Linked DNA regions of Mus musculus: region 1 is linked to region 2. A link is a loop called in an ENCODE intact Hi-C map of the cell type or tissue named here. Cell type or tissue: heart. All regions are shown on one strand.

Region 1 (8,000 bases), 300 kb after region 2:
CCTGCATGAAGGTCCTTTTATTATTGATTTAAATTTGCAACTGTGTTCTAGGCATAAGAGGGATAAATCCCCTGTTGTGCCGGGCGTGGTGGCACATGCCTTTAATCCCAGCACTTGGGAGGCAGAGGCAGGCGGATTTCTGAGTTCGAGGCCAACCTGGTCTACAGAGTGAGTTCCAGGACAGCCGGGGCTATACAGAGAAACCCTGTCTCGGGGAAAAAAAAAATTCCCCTGTTGTTTTCTTCCATGTGGAGATAGAAGTACAAAAGCATCCCTCAACCCCACATGAAACAGTCATTTGGGGGAAAAAAAAAAGGATTTTGGGTTGGTGGACTGAGTAAGTGGTAAGGACCCTTCCTACCAAACCTGACAACCCAGGTTTGATCCCCAGGACCCACACAGTGAACGGGAAGAAATGAGTCTGGCGGGGCTGGTGAGATGGCTCAGTGGGTAAGAGCACCCGACTGCTCTTCAGAAGGTCCAGAGTTCAAATCCCAGCAACCACAGGGTGACTCACAGCCATCAGTAACAAGATCTGACTCCCTCTTCTGGAGTGTCTGAAGACAGCTACAGTGTACTTACATATAATCAGTAAATAAATCTTTAAAAAAAAAAAAAAAAAAAAAAAGAAAGAAATGAGTTGTTCCCTGACCTCCACACATGCATGCCCCCTCTTCCTTCCCCATTACATAAATAAACAAATAAAGGATGCTGTAGGAATTCCACTGATAAGTTAAACAAGGTAGTCCCTGCAATCTCAGCGCCTAGGAAGTGGAGGCCAGCAAGAGAACTGGAGTTAAGGGACATCCTTTGCTACGTACCAACTTGAGACTGGCCTAGCAAGACTGTCTCAAAATGAAAAACAAAAAAAGACACTTTCTTGTCGAGTCTGCTGCTCAAGTTCCGTTCCTGGAATCCATATGGTGGAAGGAGAGAACCAACCTTCTCCAGTTGTCCATTGACCTCCACATCCAGGCTGTGATACATGCGGAGCTCCGGCCCCCCCCCCCCAACACACACACATACAGACAAAGGAAACGTAATGCAAAATATAAACTGGAAAAAAAAAAGAAAAAGAAAATAAAAAGGAAGGTCGACTAGACATATTTTGGAATCTGCTGGGCTTTTTCGTGCAGGATTGGAAGCTTGTAGTCAAGACCTGGCAATACTATGGCCTTCGCGCCATCTGCTGGCCAAGTGACCCTAGGTGCCAGGGCTATGTTTCTGGTTCCCCTGGATAGGCTTCCTCAAAGGTACTTGAAAATCTCCTGTTTTGGAATCTTTCCCAGGGAAAAGTGCCCAACATTCTTTAGTTTTTCGAAGGCCCAGGACCGTCTAGAAGGAAGAGGTGCAGACAGGAGTGGCTCCTGTGTTCCCTCCTGGGGCAAATCCATCTTCTTTCCTTTCTCTCTCTCTCTTTTTTTTTTCTTCTTTCTTTCTTTTTGTTTGTTTTTTTGGTTTTTGAGACAGGGTTTCTCTGTATAGCCCTGACTGTCCTGGAACTCACTTTGTAGACCAGGCTGGCCTCGAACCTAGAAATTTGCCTGCCCCTGCCTCCCAAGTGCTGGGATTAAAGGCTGCGCCACCACGCCCGGCATAATCCATCCTCTTTTTAGGTGTAAGGAAAAAGCCTTTCTCCCAAGCTTCAAGAACCTGGATGATGACCGGACGTGGTGGCGCGAAACCCTGTCTCGAAAAACCAAAAAAAAAAAAAAAAAAAAAAGAACCTGGATGATGGCTTGGAAAGGAAGCAATGCAAGGTGGGTGTCCCTGCCCCGGCTCCTGCCCGGGTCCCTGCCCCGGTCCCTGCCCCAGATCCTGCCCTAGCTCCTGCCCCCGCCCTGGCCCCCGCCCTAGCCCCCGGCCCTGCCTCAGCCTTGCTCCAGCTCTTGCCCCAACTCCAGCCCCGACTCCGGCCCCAGCCCCGGCCCCTGTTCTGCTTTGCCAAGTCTGAGACTAAGAGAGTCAGGACAGTCTAACTTTGTCCTCACCCCGCCCCGCCCCCTTTCTTCTCCTGTGCCTGGGCTCTCACAATCTTAGGATGTTTTGGGAGAACACTTTCCTCTTCTCTGCCTCATTCCCTGCTCTGTAAAGATTCAGGATTTTGAGCCAAGGGAGGCATCAGGGAGAAAACACAAAGCTTCCTGTTTGGGGTGGTTTGGAACATTTCCAGAGCTCACAGACAAGTAGGAAGAGAATTCTGGGCCAAGGAATCCTTGTGCCAATTTGATCTGTGAGGTGGTGGTGCATGCCTTTTGATTACAGCTCTCGAGAGGCAGAAGCAGGTGGATCTCTGTGAGTTTGAGGCCAGCTTGGTCTACAGAGCAAGTTCTAGGACAGCCAGAGCGACACAGAGACATTGTCGCCATAACAAACAAACAAACAAACAAACGTAAACAAGTTTAATTTAGCTGTACAGTGAAAGTAACTCTTTTAAAAAAAGATTTATTTATGTATATGAGTACACTGTAGCTGTACTGATGGTTGTGAGCCACTATGTGGTTGCTGGGATTTGAATTCAGGAGAGCAGTCAGTGCTCTTAACTGCTGAGCCATCTCTCCAGCCCAAAGTAACTCATTCTTGACAAGGACTGTTGTTATTAACTGGATCATAGTCACCAATCTGAAATGGCTTTTCAGTGTAGTTTGGTTTGCATTTCTCTGGTTACTGATGAGATGGGTCATCTTTCACATATTTTTGACTGTCCACATAAGTTTCTATCCACATTGTATATATTCTCTCTCTCTCTTTCTCTCTCTCTCTCTCTCTCTGTGTGTGTGTGTGTCTGTGCCTCTCTCTCTGTGTTTCCCTTCCTTTTCCTCCACCTCTTTCTCTTCCTCTTCTCCTAACAACAGTTTCTTTTGAGATAGGGTTTCCTAAGTAGCCCAAGCTGGCCTCAAACCTCAGCCTTCCAAATGATGAGTCTCTGCTTTGTGTCATATCTTGGGCTCATTTTTTTAAAATGTCGTCTTTCTTTCTTTCTTTCTTTCTTTTTTTTTTTTTTTTTTTTTTTTGAGACAGGGTTTCTCTGTATAGCCCTGGCTGTCCTGGAACTCACTTTGTAGACCAGGCTGGCCTCGAACTCAGAAATCCGCCTGCCTCTGCCTCTCGAGTTCTGGGATTAAAGGTGTGCGCCACCACTGCCCGGCAAATGTCGTCTTTCTTGAGGGCAGAGATGTTCACCTGTTTCGTTCAACAGCACCTAAAACATTTTGTGGGATCCTGGTGTGTGTGTGTGGGGGGGGGGGCAAGTAAAGTAGGCTGAATAAATGACCCACCTCCATCCTGGACTCTTACATTCACTTGCTGGGGGCAGTTTGGGTGGTCAACTCCCAAAACCCAGACACAAGTTTCCACATTGGTAACAGGAGGAAGGCTTTCAGTGTGTCTTTAAGGGGCCATGCAGCTTACTGGAAGGAAAGGTCCTGAGAGGACAAGCTGACCTGGCTTAATGTGGTGTTTGCTGCCCCCTGGTGATGGGACTGACTCTTCCCTTGAACCATGGGAGCCTATGTTACCTCTAACTTCCTGCTTTGCTGGGGAAATGGGTAAGTGGGAGGGGAGGATGAGATGGGGCATCCCTTCTACCCCTTCACCTTCCCCGGCCCATCCCACCACCGGCATCAGCATTTGACATCTATGATGGATCTTTTGCTCTCTGACACTTTCATACCAATTACTGTAACTGAGCGTTGAGCTCAGGGCTTCACGTTTGCTAGGGAAGTATGCTACACTTGGGCCTCGTTCCCAGCCTTAAATTCCTGCTAGCTGGCTCATCTAGTCTATTGTACTCTGTTATAGCAACTGTATAGATACCCCAGAACTCACATCTGTGTTTGCAGTAATTTGACTTGAGAAGTACCATTTGGGGCTGGGAATGAATCCACTGGGAATTTATCCATTCTACAGAGGAGAGGGGGGCTAGAGATGGGGCTCAGTGGTGAGAGTGCTTGCCTAACACACAACACACTAGGTTCAAGCTCTGGCACTGCCAAATAAGTAGTGAGGCTCAGGGGAGGGCAGCCAATAGGGATAGGATGCTCAAGATGCAGAGGCGGCTACTTGGCTGTTCTGAATCCTAGAGCTTTCCCTGCAGTGCCACCCTCTGGAATGCCCCTTTGTTACATGGTCTGTCTACAAGAATTAAGACTTCCAAAAAAGAAGAAAAAGAAGAAGAAGGAGGAGGAGGAGGAGGAGGAGGAGAAGAAGAAGAAAGAAGAAAGAAAGAAGAAGAAGAAGAAGAAGAAGAAGAAGAAGAAGAAGAAGAAGAAGAAGAAGAAGAAGAAGAAGGAAGAAGAAGAAGAAGAAGAAGAAGAAGAAGAAGAAGAAGAAAGAAGAAGAAAGAAGAAGAAGAAAGAAGAAGAAGAAGAAGAAGAAGAAGAAGAAAGAAGAAGAAAGAAGAAGAAGAAGAAAGAAAAGTAAAAAAATTAAAGAAAGAACAACAAAAACAAAAACAAAAACAAAAAAAACCCACAAAACAACAAAAAACAAAAACCAAGACTTCCTACTACCCCCTACCCCCTCCCTGTTCTAGCTCACATTGATCCCTTCCTGGCCTCATTTTTGGGATCTAAGCTGTTGCTTCTCTTTGCTCAGCAGGGCTTCCCCTCAGCTGGGACTCACCTGTTGTTCCTGAGTTTTGCAGAAATGGTGTCTGTAATGTTGGTATAGGGGCAGGTTCTAAAGAAGCCCAAGCTGGCCTGGAACTTAATACATAGTCTAGGTGGGGCTTGCCTTCTCACTTGGGGGTCACTTCTCACATGCTGTGATTAAATGAGTGTGCTACCCCCCCCCCCCCCCCGGATAGCTTAGTGAAAGATCTTGTGCGCGCGCACACACACCTTAGTCTTGCAGTAAAGCATATCTAATGTAATCCTTACAATTTTAACCATTTGAAGGCGACAGCTTTTAGGTACACTAGCTATTGTACCACCCCTCCCCCCACCATCCATCTTCAGAGGGTTATAATTCATAATGAAACTCTTCCCACAAACAACTCCTTTTGTTCTCAAATCAATTGCCGTGACAAAAATACCTCAAAATTAAAAGGCATTTTGCCTCATAGCTTCAAGGGTTATCGTAGGGAGGACCTTGATGGCCGAGTTCGCCTCAGAGCATCCAGAAAGCAGAGACACAGAACGGACAGCTGCACTAGCTGGCTTCCGACTCTCAAAAATTAGCTTTATCGTGTCTCTGCATAATGAATTGGGGGGGGGGCACACACAGGCCGTGGTGTACAACTCTGTCCAGCCAGTTTTCAATCCTCCTATCTTTAGGTTGATTCCCAAGATTGTTCCCGTGTTTGTGTGGCAACACCTTAGCTTCCAAATCATCCCCCCAGCTTAACATACTCTTTAAACTTCATTTTTTTGTGTTTTGTTTTGTTTTTTTAAAGACAAGGTTTCTCTGTGTAGCCCTGGCTGTCCTGGAACTCACTCTGTAGACCAGGCTGGCCTCGAACTCAGAAATCCACCTGCCTCTGCCTCCCAAGTGCTGGGATTAAAGGCATGCGCCACCACCGCCTGGCTAAACTTCATTTTAAAAATTATTGTATGTGTATAGGAGTTTTGCTTGGCACATATGTATGTCTGTGTACCACATGTGTGCAGTGCCCACAGAACCCAGAAGAAGACTAAAGGTCTGGAACTGGAGTTATAGACTGCTGGGAACTGCCATGTAGATGCTGAAAATCAAAGCCAGGTCCTCTGGAAGAGCAGCCAGTGTTCTTAACAACCAACCCACCTCTCTAGACCCTAACATACTTTTAGTATGGAAATGTCTGTTACTTCTACAAAGAGGACGTGGGCCCTACCTGGGTCGGGGAAACCCGTCTTGTGAATCCAGAGTCTTTATTCTCGGGCTCTACATTGCCTCTAAATGCATCTGTCCTCATCTTCACACAAACTAGACCTGAAGTCTTGCGCTCCCTTCTACATGTTCCTCCCAATTTCCTCATGTCAGGTAACAGCCTGTCAGCTATCCACCTAAACCAGGCAGAAACTTGGAAATCAACTTTGATCTCATTCCCTAACATGTACCCACCCCAACTTAGGATACTTTTTTTTCAAAATAGTTCTCAGATGTTCCTCAAAGTGCATTATCTACCCACTTTTTTTTTTAAAGCCTTTTTCACCCAAAGCCACAATCACCGGTCTCCTAGAAGACTACAAAAGGTCACTCACTACTTTCTCCGTTTCCTTATTTTTAAAATTTGTTTGAGACAACGTATTGTTATGTTGCCCAGTCCAGCCTTGAAATGACCTAGTCTCTTCCCTCAATCTCCGGGGTGTCTCCATTATTTATGTCTAAAATTTAACAATACACACAACACAGCTTTAAAATTCCTGTTTCACAGGTGTCTCCAGAGACAAATGCTCGTCGCTGTATAGTTCCTTCCAGAGTCGCAGTCTTCTTAGGTGTTAACTTGGCTGTTCAATGTATCCTACTAAAAATCAAGAACTCCTCAGGCTGCAGAGGGTGGTGGTGTGGAGCAGTGTTCCTGCCCCCTCAACCGCGGACAGAAGGAATCCCTTGGCACTTTTAGCCTGAGTTCCATCCCGCCATACAGTTTGCATAGCTCATGGCTGTCTTCACAACCCCTCTCCCTAACATCACACTAGTCGTTCTCTATGCAGCACTAGTCCCCATCCTTCACCGCTCTCAAGATTTGGGAATTACAAATTCATGGGTGAGTTTTTGAAGGGCCCCCCCGGGAGGAAGAAGAACGTTACGCAAACCAGAAAATCCCAGCAAAGCCTCAAGCTTAGTGGAGGAGATCACTATTCCCAGAAGCCCCTTCACCGTGGATTGGGTCGTCTCTCCACCCAAGACCCTTCGCGCGAGAAGACCGAGCATGCGCGAAGAGGTGTGCGCATGTGCAAAAAGACTACCGGGGTGGGGGGGCCGGACTGCACCTCCCAACAGGCTGCGGGGGGAGTGCGTCACTCCGCGTGACGAGCAGCTTCCGGCGTGGAGGGGCGGGGTTGCGCGCGCGGCTGAAGCAGCTGCTGGACCTGGGAGGGGAGCGGCCCTAGGGCCGCTAGGCGCTACCCGCGATGGAGGCCGTGCCCCGGATGCCCATGATCTGGCTGGACCTGAAGGAGGCCGGTGACTTTCACTTCCAGTCTGCGGTGAAGAAGGTGAGCACACCTTCGCCGCGCATCTCCGTCGTCTGCCCGCGCGTGACGCCCCCCCTGCGCGCCTGTCCCTCCCCGGGTTCCGTCACAGGTCGGGCCAGGCGTTTTCCCTTAGGATGGCCCACCCCTCCCCGGCCGGCACATCATCGTTTTCTCCGACTGGCAGTGCATCATTATGGGGACCCTCTTCCGGACTTCTGTCCCAGACCACCCGCGTTTCTACCGAGGTTCAGCGCTTCCTTGCGATGACGCTCCTGGACCCAGCTCTGCCCTGTTCCTCCATGTCCAGGGAGCCCCCGCGGGGAGCGATGGCGGTCCAGGGTCTACGGAGTCCATGCTAGGCCCGGGCCTTGGTGGCCTCCCAGTTCAAGACTGGACTAGGAAAGAATGTGTGTTTAAGACCGGAGCCCGAGTGGTCCATAGGAATGTCTGGCTCTTAGAGTGTGTGACTGAGTGTGTGTCTGTGTGCAGTTGGATGTCTGACCCTCCAATTCTCTATGGTCTCCTGACAAAATTTCTGTTCCAAAGTTCCTTTGAACCAAAAAGACAGTTTCTTGTTGATGATTAGAGGGCTTGAATCACGCTAGGGCTCTTGGCATCCTATGAGTCATTGTGCTGGCTAGAGCAGTCGTTTGGAGCTCACTGAGGCAAGGGGTTTCCGTGGTGAGATCAGGTGTGGTGATGTGGAACTGGGTAACCTCCGAGAGGGCCGTAGCAGCAGTGGGCAGGTGGGGAGCTGGGAGGAGTCTTGGGGATTTAGCACAGCAGCGGTTGGAGTAGACAGTCTAGAATCCTTTACCACTCCGTGGTATTTAGGGAAAGGAGGAGAAAGAAAATGGGTTTGGAAGTAGTTTCCGATGGACT
Region 2 (8,000 bases):
TATATTGGCATGGCAGTGTTTGTTTTGCTCTTTCCTTATTAGGCAGTTTCTCTGTTAAGTCCCCAAAGATCACAGATTAAGATGCACTACCTTTGTTAGCTTCCCCAACAGTATTCTAGTCCCAGAGCTGGGGCTGCAGGGGGTCCCAGTCACCAGGAGTCTGACTCCACGCCCGCCTGAGATCAGCTTCCTGTTGCCACTGAGACCCCAGACGGGGTATCTTTTCTTCTTCCATTCCTAGCTGCACTCCTGAATGCTCTGGCTAAGTCAGTCTCTGCCTCTTGAAGGAATGGGAGCCCCAGCCTGTCTGACTACTCAGTGCCTTGTGGGGCCCTGCTCTGAGCTAAGCAGACCTTCTGACAGCTGCCTCTTAACCTCCCTTTCCCTACATCTCTTCCTTCTCCCTCCTTTTGCCCGCCCCTACCCCAACAACCACCTTCTTTCTACTTTTCGAGAGAGACAAGGTTCTGTAGCCCAGGCTGGCCTCAAGCTCATTATATAGCTGAGGATGGTCTGAACTCCTGATCCTCCTGCCTCCCTCGGTTGCTGGGATTACAGGTTATCTGCATCCACATACAGATCTGAAAGATTTCATCGGAAAGATTTCATTTACCGTTTGGGTGCTCTAACTTCTGTGTGCACACACACACTTTACTGCATAACCTAAGTCCTTGGCACTGTCTGCCAAAGCTGGGCCACTGTATAGAAGGAACACAACCCACAGAGACCAGCACAGTGCGTGAGTTAGGGTGAGAAGAAGCCCTAAAATAAACTGTCAGGAGCCAATTTAGGGGGAGCTAAAAACTAGCAGGTAACATTTCTGAGATGGTTCCACCTTGGATTAAAATCTACGACGGAGCTCCTGTAGGCAAGGCCCAGGAGAAAATCATTTTAGGAAAGATTCCTGCTATTAATATGCTTTTCCTGTGTGTGTGTGTGTGTGTGTGTGTGTGTGTGTGTGTTAGTGTGTGTAAAACAATCACTAGCTATTAGCCCACACTTTTAAATAGATCTCTGCAGAACAATGAACAAATAGATGATTTCTTAATTCTTAATGATGATCCTGTAAGAATTCCTAAAATTATATCAGTATTTATCAAGCTTTTATAGTGGGATGGCTATTAGGGTCTCTCTGATAATCAAAACTGCATTGAGAACTCTGCCAGTCTTTAGTGTCACGAGTGAATTGCTTCTGAGATAGTAAGCAGACATTCTGCAACTTAGAGCACATTCCAAGAGGTTGTAAAACCATCAACCAAAGATCATAAAAAGGGAATTATGATTTATTATAGGTGCTAGGACAGAAGATAAAAATATTGACTGGATTTATCTATATAAAACTTCACTAGTAACTTATTGTCTTCAACTCTCCATGAACCTGTGGAGCTGTGACAGGTGATGAATATTTAGCCAGATAATTACTCCTAATGGATAGGCATGTAAACATTCTCTGTTGTAAACTTATTTATGATTTGAATTTATGTGTAAACTTGTGGTGAACTTTTGACCATGTGATCGTGTCTTCTGAAAGATGTGTCAGTGCTGAGGATACAGAGAGGAACCAGAAGTGAACTGAGGAGAGTTTTTTAGACAGCGCTGAACTCAAGAAGAACTCAGAAGTAAAGGCATAGCATTGGGAGTAGTGGCACTGAGAGTAAGGGCATTACTGTGACATCAGAGCAGGAGGAGAGAGCAGGATTAGAAGGAGAGTGCAGAGCAGAATAACTGAGAAACTATAAGGCAACTTAAAATACAAAGAGAGCAGTATGCAGAATGCTAAGGGGAAGAGAAAAAAAGAAGCTGTAGAGAGAGCAGAAGGAACAGGCAGGCTTCTCCTGACCATGGGACAGAACAGGTCTTTTCTTAATAGCAAAGCAGGTTTATAAAAGAGAACAAAGCTTTCTTCTTACAGACTTGGGTTTAAGTTGGGCCCAACTGGTTTGAATGGAGATGTATAAATGTACATGCGTGAATCTGTATATGGATTTATGTGAGTTTGTGCTTATTTGCTTATGTAAAAGTTTTTCCTCCTGCTAGCATGATGTTCTTCTCCTGGCTCAATAGATGTTTACTGCTCCAAACCTCTCCCCGCCTGACAAGCAAGGACAAAAGGGCAAAGGCTCTATCTAGCAGTTAATCCTTTACTTAATCTCCTGCTGGTTTTAAATTTTTTTTTAAGATCTATTTATTTATTTTATGTGATGAGTACACTGTAGCTGTCTTCAGACACATCAGAAGAGGGCATCGAATCATATTACAGATGGTTGTGAGCCACCATGTGGTTGCTGGAAATCGAACTCAGGACTTCTGGAAGAGCAGTCAGTGCTCTTAACCACTGAGCCATCTCTCTAGCTCAATCTCCTGCTGTTTTAGGGTAAGATGCTAAATGTCAGAGACTGCAGTTTCTGGCCTCAAAGGGACTCAGGCAGGTCAGCTACAGTAGCAAAGTAACTTAGACTTACATGGCTAAACGTTTTGTTTTTATACAGCAACCCTAAATATCTCGTAAGACCAAGCCTTACCCTCTCCGCTGCCTCAAGAAGAACCAGAGCAAAAAAGAAGATCCACTGGGGCTGGCTCCTGGCAGAACCGCAGGTGTAATCTTCCTGGAGGGGAAGCTCCAGATGGCTATGCCTAGATTAGTCTTAAGGCTGCCACGCTGTCATCTGGAGAATCAGCTCAGAGGCTCACAGCTCAGCCAGGATGTCATAAGCCCAGGCTCCAAGATCACAGCTGAACCCCAGTACACCACAGCCTGACTGAGAGAGGGGACCCATAGCTCTGACTGAGGGAGGAAAAGAGATGCATTACCGGTAGCAGGGCAGAATGGGGGGTGGGGGGGAGCAATGTGGTTGCCTCTAACCTGCGATGGATGGTTTTATGTGAAATTCCTCAGAGCCTGCCCTCCTCACTCTCACACTGGGAGGGGTCCAGAGGACCCATGTAGGAGTCTCTCCTTCATTCCTACCAACTACTGCAAGGCCCTGTGAGGGGTCTTAAGAGGACACTCTCTGTCTCTGTCTCTGTGGCCTAAGAGTCCTGAGATGACCACTGCGGACTCTGACTAGAGACCTGGAGCAGAAGGTCAACCTTGGCCCTGCCTACCCCTCCAGGCAGGTCAACCTTGGCCCTACCCACTCCCCTCCAGGCTTAACTAGGCTGGCCCAACCCAGGGTTAAGATCACAGAGCATAACCTCTGCATTCAAAGAGTTCAAATCCAGAGCAACTAGGAAATGAAACAACAGGCCTCTACTAAATAGAGGTTTATTTGCAGAAGTTGAAAAAAGCTCAGTTTGCATACATATGTACAGATCCCAGCTTTGAGCCACTCGGCGTGGTGGGCACCCTTGGGCGATGAACAGGTCACACCAACAGAAACTGAGACTCAGTAGGTTGGCTCAGTTCTCAAGACCCAGAAGTACTGGCCAGCCTAACCCCCTCCCTGCCTGAGACCATCTTCCCACAGGATGTGTGTGCTGAACAGATCAGATGGGACACGGACAACATGTCAGTCAGAGTCACAAGCCTCTTGTCCGGTGGTGGCATCCACTGCAGAGGCCAGGCTGTCCTCCTGGCCTTTTAGCCGCTCACCTGGATGGAGAGCAAACAAGTGGAAAGGGCTGTGCTGAAGCCACTGTCCTGAGGGCAGGACCCAGCCCACGGGGCAGCCGGCACTTACGGATCAGCTCCGCGATGGCTCTCTGGGTCCGCTTTTCTAGCTTCTCTAGCTTCTTGGCCACATCTCTCTTGAGATCCCTGGAACAGGAAAGAGGGGAAACTGAGAAGCTAAGGGCTTTCGTGGTGTGGCCCTGAGATCCTCCTGCAGTGCTTTGATATTTATATCCTCAGCTGCCTGAGATGCTGCCTGCTCTGCTCTTCTGGACCCCAAGACCCATCATTCTTCCCAGCTCCACTGAGATAAGGGGATGTGTACCACAGACCCAGTCAAGGCGGACACTGAGACACATGGTGGCTGGCTCCTTGGGATCCTCCTGTTATGTCCCCACTAAGTCGGCATCGGAGAGGAACTTGCCGTGGCCAACTGCCAGCCCTATTCCACCTCTTGCCACAGCCTCCGACCCCCACTCCTGGGGCTTCCAGAATTCCTAAATTCGGCCCGAGTTCTCTGGCGCTGCAGTTCCTACAGCACACACCTCATGCCTGCTTCATCAAATTAAAGCACTGTGGTAGATCTGTAACCACAGATCTGCAGGTACCAGAAAACAGCCCTGACCTCTGGGACAAGGCACCGAGAGATATGCCTACAGCCTACAGCACCTTCCCTCACCCATTTTCAGAGGGGCTTCCAGGCTTCTGGGCTTGAAGAGATTGGGTTCCCTACTTTACAGTTAAAACAGAGACGTAAGCCCTATCTGACTGTCCATCTGCTTTCTTCCCTGTAGTATCCCGAGCACAAAGGGGACACTACTCAGATGGCCCAGAGCAGGGGACTTTTCACCCCTACAGAAGAGGCTTGAAAGGATGGCTGCTCTTTCATCCCTCGGCCCTCTTCAGCGCTTTACTCTCAGCCATCACCCATGCCTTACTTAGCCCTTAGCCCTGACTCTCTTGGGCAGAGCTGGGCTTGCAGTGCTCGTCCCTACCTGTCCCTTGGCTGTCCTCCCAGCTGAGGCCTGTGACATGCACCAAACACTATCACCCCCACCCCCCAACACTCACCAATCAGGTTTCCGGGGTGCCAGGTTGGCCAGGTCCTAGGGAGAAAGGAGACAACTCATCAGGGCCAAGGCCCAGCCTCAGGGGGAGCGGAGAGCCAGGGCACAGAGGCAGAAAAATGTCGGCAGGCCAGGAAGGCAGTAGGGTGGGAACAGAGACAGTCAGAGAAGGAAGCAGCCCCAGCAGGGAGGGGCCTCCCAGGGACTCACCACTTCCTCAATGACAGGCTCTGGCTTGGCTGCCTCCAGCTGCTCCTTCACCTTCTCCTCCACTAGAGGGCGAAAGAACACAGGCCTGCAATGTGGAAGCTGCCACTCCAGAGAGAACAACCTAAGGGGCCCCAGGGAGGAGCAGGGACCCCACTCAGCAGTAACTCTGGAAGACAAGTCTAGTTTCCTAGGTTGAAGGCAGACCCCAGAGCCCAGAAAGGGACAGAACAGGCTATAGCTGGAGTGGACAAGGTGTCCAGATGTGAAATGGGAGGTGGCTGTGTATATGGGGAGTGTGGCATTAAAGTGAAGGCCCTAGGAATCTCCTCCAGGTCTGGCATGGCTGGAGTCTGGGTGTCTTATCATTCCTTCCATCCCACATCAGACTTACAACAGGCACCTCCCGCCTCCACCATGACCCTAGGTCTCTGAGTGTCCCCTTCTGGGGACCAACAGTGTGGACAGCCTTCAGACCTGTCACGAGGGATGTGTCCCTGTGACCTTCCTTTCTTCTGCCACACTTGAGTCCTGGTGGCCTCCTTGTATAGGACAATGGCCAGTTTCTCATCCCCCTCCTACAGCCTGTGGGACGTCCTTGCCCGACCCTGCCGCTGCTCCACAGGGTGGGGAGAGGATTAGCAAGAAACAACTGGGCAACTGCTGAACTATGATAAGGTATTTATTCATTCATTACTTGTACAAAGAAAAGCTGGTATCAAAATTAAAAACTGGGGCTGGAGAGATGGCTCAGAGGTTAAGAGCACTGACTCTTCTTCCGTTGGTCCTGAGTTCAATTCCCAGCAACCACATGGTGACTCAAAACCATCTGGAATGTGACCTGATGCCTTCTTATGGTGTGTCTGAAGACAGTGACATGTACTAACATAAAATAAATACATTCTTTAAAAAAAAAAATTAAAACCTAAGATTTTTAGATAGGCACGGTAGCACATGCCATTAATCCTAATACTTGGGAGGCTGTGGCAGGTGGGTCTCTGTGAGCTCAAGGCCAGGCCGGTCTACACAGTGAGCTCCAGTGAGACCCTGCCTTAAAACCAAACAAAGCCAGATCCTTCAGAACAGAGGATGGATGACCCTGCTCCTGGACCAGGAGGGTCTCTCTTCATCCTGGGGCTCTCACCCTTTGACTAGGCAGTGGGGAAGCCTGGGCAGGGCTCTCTCTGGCCTCTGTGTTGCTGCTGACTCCTTCCTTGCCTTGCTGCCCAAGTGCCTCAGGTCACTTCTGCTCCTCATGCCCTGAGGGCCTGTGGCCCCTTCAGGATGGCAGGTGCAAGGGCCTCCTTCCTGTGCTCCTGGCCCTTTTATGGTCCCTGAGAAGGTGTGTGAATGCCTCGGAGGCCCTGTCTCTGGCCCTGTAGCTCTTCTCTGAGGGCGACTGGGAAGGACATGGGGGAAAAGGATTCATGTACCTGCCACTGGTTTGGCCTGGGGGACCCGCCTCCTCTTCAGGTCTTCATCCTCTGGGACATAGTTCCGGAGCCTGAGTCCCCTGTGAGAGCAGAACACAGGCGCGTACACCTCAGTGCAGGAGTGGGAGGGGAGGGCGCCTGCCACATGCAAGTTCCACGGTTCCTCCTGTTTGTCTGGAGGTGGCCAAGTGAAGGGAAGCACAGAACTTAAGCATCCCCCACCACACAAACGAGTGCGCACACTCACACACGCGCACGCGCACACACATACTGAGCCAGGGTGACTGAGGACATTTACTAGTTATCTCCTGGGTTGTCTCCATTTGGAAAGGAGCATGTGCCATTTTCACGAGGTCACAAAGCAGAGATTGTACATCCGAGAGCAAGGCTGAGCCAGAGCTCCTGGGTTGAGTCACTCCTCCATACCAGCTCTCCAAACCCAGCCAAACCTCCTCAGAGCCTTCATGTCTTGGAGCCAGTGTATGTCACACAGCTCATCCATCGCTTTCAGTGGACAGGGTCTGCGTGTACTAAATGACATGAAGATTGTGTGTGTGTGTGTGTGTGTGTGAGAGAGAGAGAGAGAGAGAGAGAGAGACAGACAGACAGACAGACAGACAGACTGCAGTGCAGGGCGGCCTTTGTACAACATACAAAAGATTCCAGGAGGTGGCTTCTGGATCTGAGGCTATAGTGGATTCCACCAAAACACAGGAGAGACAAGAGGCTGATGCTCTGTTTCATTACCTGATGGGAGTAGCCCACATGGAGACAAAGCACAACCATATGCCACAATCCGCTCACCGGCTGCTGAGATCTACAGAGCTCACACCCTGACAGGTCTTCGGAATTCAACTAGAAAACCCTCAAACCTGGGGGTGTGGAATCACAGAGGCCAGAATTACCCAACATGAGCCCAAACCCAGGTCTCTATTCCACTGTCTTCAGGCAGTCTCCCAGCTCAGCAGCTCATCAAATCCAAAGAGGTTTATCCCTGGGAAGAGGGGACCCTGGTTACCCCACAGGGCAGCAAGGTCAGAGTTCCCGAGGGACTACTGGACTTAATTAAGGTAAGCATAGACAGTAGACAGACCCTAGGCCAGAGGCACAGAAGAAACACCTGGCTTTCCCACTCTGTTAAATTCTGGCCCCTCAGAAAGTCCTAGTTTTTCAGGTCAGCCTTCCAAACGTCAGAGCTCTGCCCAGGCGAGGTTAAGCATGCTGGTGGCTTCCCCAGTCCCTGACAGGGCAAGCCATTCCACAGGTGAGGTGCACGATGCCTGTGGCTGCACAACTAACTAGTGGCCCCAGCTCACATTCCAACTCACCACGTCTTCCCTCTTGCCAAGGTCCCTGGGGCCAGGCTAAACCCAGGGAGTGCCGGTACCCACATGCCAATCAATCGCACATGTCTAGGGGTCTCCTGCCCCTGTTCCCTATGCCTGCTTAGGCCTGGGGTGAGCAACAGGTCACTAGACACACAGTGAGAAGTGGAGCCTATCTGCTACCATGGCTTTAGTTCACCACAGGGTGGAGAGAAAAGAGGAACAGAAACTGGGTGTGGGAAGAAAACGGCAGGGATTAGTGAGGAGAGTAAAAAAAAAAAATCCCAACCCCACCACCAGATCCAGGGTCCATGAGTAATCACAGGGGACTAGGCAGCAGCAAGCTTCACCTGCGGCT

The links. A loop is a pair of places that touch in the nucleus more often than their neighbours do. Peaks named below come from ENCODE experiments on the same cell type or tissue, not always from the same donor. Only the 100,000 strongest peaks of a DNase experiment are listed, where the experiment ranks them.
Region 1: a loop joins it to region 2, with 5 times the contacts of the local background. A loop is called at or near these places in 18 of 42 quality-filtered maps.

What each region holds. Positions count from the first base shown.
Region 1 is chr9:110,407,173-110,415,172 of GRCm38, reverse strand. Ptpn23 (protein tyrosine phosphatase, non-receptor type 23) reads left to right here and starts at 6,963. Exons shown (of 25, transcript NM_001081043.1): 1 at 6,963-7,139. The coding sequence starts at 7,056. In heart, CTCF peaks have their summits at 1,194 (motif pointing left) and 3,473 (motif pointing left); DNase peaks (open chromatin) are centred at 3,492 and 6,942; H3K4me3 peaks cover 1,944 bases; H3K27ac peaks cover 1,897 bases; H3K27me3 peaks cover 220 bases.
Region 2 is chr9:110,706,843-110,714,842 of GRCm38, reverse strand. It overlaps Ccdc12 (coiled-coil domain containing 12), which reads right to left. Exons shown (of 7, transcript NM_028312.3): 3 at 6,318-6,397; 4 at 4,888-4,949; 5 at 4,682-4,716; 6 at 3,681-3,757; 7 at 3,250-3,592. The coding sequence ends at 3,510. Among named protein-coding and RNA genes, the nearest start is that of Gm35775, 31 kb to the left of the region's middle. In heart, a CTCF peak has its summit at 4,943 (motif pointing right); DNase peaks (open chromatin) are centred at 4,902 and 7,852; H3K4me3 peaks cover 771 bases; H3K27ac peaks cover 776 bases.